Regions from separate parts of the Homo sapiens genome. Here region 2 is linked to region 1. A link is an interaction called in ENCODE POLR2A ChIA-PET data of the cell type or tissue named here. Cell type or tissue: endothelial cell of umbilical vein. All regions are shown on one strand.

The links. ChIA-PET counts read pairs that join two places held together with the same protein. Peaks named below come from ENCODE experiments on the same cell type or tissue, not always from the same donor. Only the 100,000 strongest peaks of a DNase experiment are listed, where the experiment ranks them.
Region 2: POLR2A ChIA-PET joins it to region 1 with 8 read pairs; 4 of 35 experiments call an interaction of 5 or more read pairs at or near these places.

The regions. Positions count from the first base shown.
Region 1 is chr16:19,819,885-19,822,384 of GRCh38, forward strand. All of the region lies in intron 7 of IQCK (IQ motif containing K), which reads left to right. Among named protein-coding and RNA genes, the nearest start is that of IQCK-AS1, 55 kb to the left of the region's middle. In endothelial cell of umbilical vein, no CTCF peak of the experiment used is centred here; no DNase peak of the experiment used is centred here.
Region 2 is chr16:19,594,245-19,596,744 of GRCh38, forward strand. All of the region lies in intron 8 of VPS35L (VPS35 endosomal protein sorting factor like), which reads left to right. Among named protein-coding and RNA genes, the nearest start is that of VPS35L, 40 kb to the left of the region's middle. In endothelial cell of umbilical vein, no CTCF peak of the experiment used is centred here; a DNase peak (open chromatin) is centred at 1,327; H3K27ac peaks cover 1,462 bases.

The DNA of each region.
Region 1 (2,500 bases):
AAAAAAAACATGCATTGTGGGAAAAGAATTAAGAGTCTAGAAATAAACGCATACCTCTGTGGTCAATTGATTTTTGATAAGGGTGCGAAGACCATTCAGTGGGACAAAGAATAGCCTCTTCAACAAATGGCTCTGGGGCAACTTGATATCCACATGCCAAAAATGAAATTGGACCCTTACCCCACACCGTATATAAAAATTAACTCAAAATGGATCAAAGAGCTACACTACCCAACTCTTAGAAGAAAACATAGGGATAAATCTTTATTATCTTAGATTTGGCAATAATTTTTTATCTATGACACCAAAAGCACAAATAACAAAAGAAAAAAAAATAGATAATTTCAGGCCAGGCGCAATGGCTCAAGTCTGTAGTAATCCTAGCACTTTGGGAGATCAAGGTGGGTGGATCGCTTGAGGTCAGGAGTTCGAGACCAGCCTGGCCAACATGGCAAAACCCCATCTCTACTAAAAACACAAAATTGCTGGGCTTGGTGGCTCACGCCTGTAATCCCAGCACTTTGGGAGGCCGAGGCGGGTGGATCATGAGGTCAGCAGATCAAGACCATCCTGGCTAACATGGTGAAACCCCGTCTCTACTAAAAATACAAAAAATTAGCTGGGCGCAGGGGCGGGCGCCTGTAGTCCCAGCTACTCGGGAGGCTGAGGCACGAGAATCACTTGAACCCGGGAGGCAGAGGTTGCAGTGAGCCAAAATTGTGCCATTGCACTCCAGCCTGGGCACCAGAGGGAAACTCTGTATCAAAAAAAAAAAAAAAAAGATAAATTTGATTTTATCAAAATTTAAAACCTTTTGCATCAAAGTACACTATTAAGAGAGTGAAAAGACAACTTACAGAATGGGAGAAAATACTAGTATATAATACATTTGAGAAGCGTATAGTGTCCAAAACATATAATAAACTCTTACAACTCAACAACAAAATGACAAGCAACCCACTGTTTAAAAGGGCAAAGGGAAGTGGAGGGAGAAAAAAGTAAACAAATAAAATGGGCAAAGGCCTTGAATAGACATTTCTCCAAGAAGTTATACAGACAGGCGACAAGCACATGAAAAGATGCTCGATGTCATTAAACATTAGAGAAGTACACATTTAAACCACAATGAGATGCCACTTCATATCTACTAGGATGGCTATAGTGAAAAACAAACAGAGCCAGGCACAGTGGTACACACCTGTAGTCCCAGCTAGTCAGAAGAATGAGGTGGGAGGATTACTTGAGCCCAGGAGTTTGAGACCAGCCTGGGCAAAAAAGCGAGACCCTATTTAATTTAAGAAAAAATTAAATTAAATTAAAAATGAAATTTAAATGTAAAATTAAAAATCAAAAATAACACGTGTTGACAAGAATGTGGTTCAGTTAGAGCCCTCATTCATTGCTGGTGAGAATACAAGATGATTCAGCCACTGTGAAAACCAGTTTGTTTTCTCAATAAGTTGAATGTAAAATTACCCATGTCACCCAGCAATTCGACTTCTAGGTCTACAACTCCCCTTCCAAATTGAAAATAGGTATTTAAACAAAAACTCGCCTGTAATCCCAGCACTCTGGGAGACCGAGGCGGGTGGATCACCTGAGGTCAGGAGTTCAAGACCAGCCTGGCCAACATGGTGAAACCCCGTGTCTACTAAAAATACAAAACATTAGCTGGGCATGGTAGCATGTGCCTGTAATCCCAGCTACTCAGGAGGCTGAGGCATGAGAATCGCTTGAAAGTGGAGGTTGCAGTGAGGCGAGATCACGCCACTGCACTCCAGCCTGGGTGACAGAACGAGACTCCGTCTCAATAAATAAATAAACAAACAAAAACTCATACACAAATGTTCATAGCAACCCTGTTCCCAATAGCCAAAAGGTAGGAACAACTTAAATGTTCCATTAAGTGCTGGGCTCGGTGACTCACACCTGTAATCCCAGTACTTTGGGAGGCTGAGATAGGAGGATTGCTTGAACCCAGGAGTTTGAGACCAGCCTAGGTAGTATAGTGAAACTTTGTCTCTACAAAAACAAAAAATTAAAAAATTAGCTGGGTGTGGTGGCACGCCTGTAGTCCCAGCTGAGGTGAGAGGATTGCTTGACTCTGGGAGGTGGAGGTTGCAGTGAGCCAAGATCATGCATCACTGCACTACAATCTGGGCGACAGAATGAGACCCTGTCTCAAAAAAAAAAAAAAAACAAAAAAAAAAACAAAAAAAAACGGCCAAGTGAGGTGGCTCACGCAGTAATCCCCGCACTTTGGGAGGCCGAGGCAGGCAGATCACACGGTCAGGGGTTCGAGACCAGCCTGGCCAACATGGTGAAACCCCATCTCTACTAAAAATACAAAAATTAGCTGGGCGTGGTGGCAGGTGCCTGTAATCCCAGCTACTCGGGAGGCTGAGGCAGGAGAATTGCTTGAACCAGGGAGGCAGAGGTTGCAGTGAGCTGAGATCATGCCACTGCCTTCCAGCCTGGGTGACAGAGTGAGACTCTGTCT
Region 2 (2,500 bases), 230 kb before region 1:
TGTCCCAGCTGACAGATGAGCCCTGATGGGTTCAGATGGCCCGGAGAGGTGGTATCAGGCTCTCTGCAGGCCACTAGGGAGGTGTCAGCAAACAGAAGGGATAAAAATCCTTGCCTTGGCTAGGCACAGTGGCTCACGCCTATAATCCTACCACTTTTGGAGGCTGAGGTGGTTGGATCACTTCAGGTCAGGAGTGCGAGACCAGACTGGCTAACATGGTGAAACCCCATCTCTACTAAAAATATAAAAATTAGCCAGGCTTGGTGGCAGGCACCTGTAATTCCAGCTACTTGGGAGGATGAAGCAGGAGAATCGCTTGAACCCGGGAGGTGGAAGTTGCAGCGAGCTGAGATCGCGCTGCTGCACTCCAGCCTGTGCCACAGAGCTGAGATTTCGTCTCAAAAAAAAAAAAAAAAAAAAAAAAAAAGAAGAGAAAAAAAATCCTCGCCTTTGTGGTGCTTATGTTTCCAAAAAAGAGAATTTACAAAACAATTAAGTCAACCCAATTGTATGTTAGACAATGATCCATGCTATGGAGAAAACCAGAGTGGGGTGAGGGGGTGAAGAGGAATGGAGGGAATTAGGTGAGGGGGTAGGGGTGCAAGTTTAAGTAAGGTGCTCAGAGGAAGCCTCGTTGAGAGGTTACCTGAGCAGGTGCTTGAAGGCGGTGAGAGGGGAGAGGTGAGCCCTCTGGGTCTGTGGGGTGGAGGCCAGGGGCAGAAGAGGCCAAGGAACAGCTTGTGCGGAGATCCTGGGGTGGGAGCATTGGGAGCATGCCAGGCTGGCCTGAGAACCAAGGAGGCCAAGAGAGAGGCGATGAGATGAGCCCGGGAGAGGGGCAGAAACTGACATGGTCAGAGATCATGGTGGCCTTGGGGGCCACTGGGAGGACTTGGGCTTTGACTCTGACTCTGAGGACAGGAGGGGCCACCAGAGGGTGTTGAGCAGAGGAGGGAGGTGATCCCACGTGGGATTTAACAGGCTCCGTGTTGAGACTAGACTGTAGGGCGGGGGTAGAGCCCGGAGCCTGTGGCAGCACTTGCGGTGAGAGGCAGGGGTGGCTTGGCCCCGGGAGGCGGTGGAGATGGTGAGGAGAGACCCAGGATGGATGAGGGCTTTAGGTTCTCAGGTTAGATGTCAAATCATACACTGCTGGTCCTTGACGTGTCCATGCACACAGCTTACCTTCGGCGAGTGTGAGGCCCTCATTGGTGGGGAGAGGCTGGTGGCTGTGTCTGGCTCCCCTGGCAGTCTCATTCCTCCCGTGAATTAACCTCTTGGCCGTCTGGTTCCCTCGCCCGCCTCTCCTAAGTTTCTTTTGTATGAGTCAGCTTTCCTGAGCAAGATTAACTCTGAGACACTGATTAGCTCTATCCTGCAAGCCTGGCCAGACCCAGACAGCTCACTCACCTTGCAAGAACTCTGGGCAGCCACTCTGCCAGCTCCTGCCAGCAGCACTCCAGCCCCGTCCTGTACTCCCCGGGCTGTAGTGCAGATGCTGCTGTCCTTGTTGCGTCCCAGAAAACAGCTGGGCTGGGAGTTGGGAACAGCAGTGGTAAACCTTCAACAGATGATGACCTTGGACAGACTGTTTAGGTGCTTTATAGATATTAAGTCCCGGCCAGGCGCAGTGGTTCATGCCTGTAATCCCAGCACTTTGGGAGACCAAGGTGGGTGGACCACAAGGTCAGGAGTTCAAGACCAGCCTGGCCAATATGGTGAAACCTCGTCTCTACTAAAAATACAAAAATTAGCCGGGCATGGTGGTGGGCACCTGTAGTCCCAGCTACTCGGGAAGCTGAGGCAGGAGAAAAAAAAAGATATTAAGTCCCATAATCTGCATAACAGCCCTATGAGATGGGTCTGGTTGTTGTCCCCATTTTATAGATGAGGAACCTGAGGCTTGGAGAAGGAAAGTAGCTTGCCCAGGGTCACCATCATAGTGAATTGCAGAGCTGAGGCTCAACTAGCTCTCTGCAGTCAAAGCACCTACTTTATTTCTCTTTATACATTGCTTATGGGGGAATGCATATACCATTTTTTTTTTTGAGACAGGGTCTCACTTCATTGCCCAGGCCACAGTGCAATGGGGTGATCATGGCTCACTGCAGCCTTGATCTCCTTGACCCAAAGGATCCTCTTGTCTCAGTCTCCCAAGTAACTGGGACCACAGGTGTGTGCCACCATGCCCAGCGAATTTTTTTTTTTTTTTTAGCAATGGGATCTCACTGTGTGGCCCAAGCTGGTCTCAAACTCCTGGAGTCAAGCCATCCTCCCACCTTGGCCTCCCAAAGTGCTGGGATTATAGGCATGAGTCACTGCACCTGGCCTAAATGCATGTACATTTAACCCAACAGTTTCACCTCTGGGAATCTATCCCACCTGTAATAGCAAACTATAAGAAGCAACTCAAGTGGCCATCAATAGGAGCTAGCTCAATAAATTATGGTGTGTCTGTATAGTGGAGTACTAGTGGCTCTGTGAAATGAAAAGGCTGGGC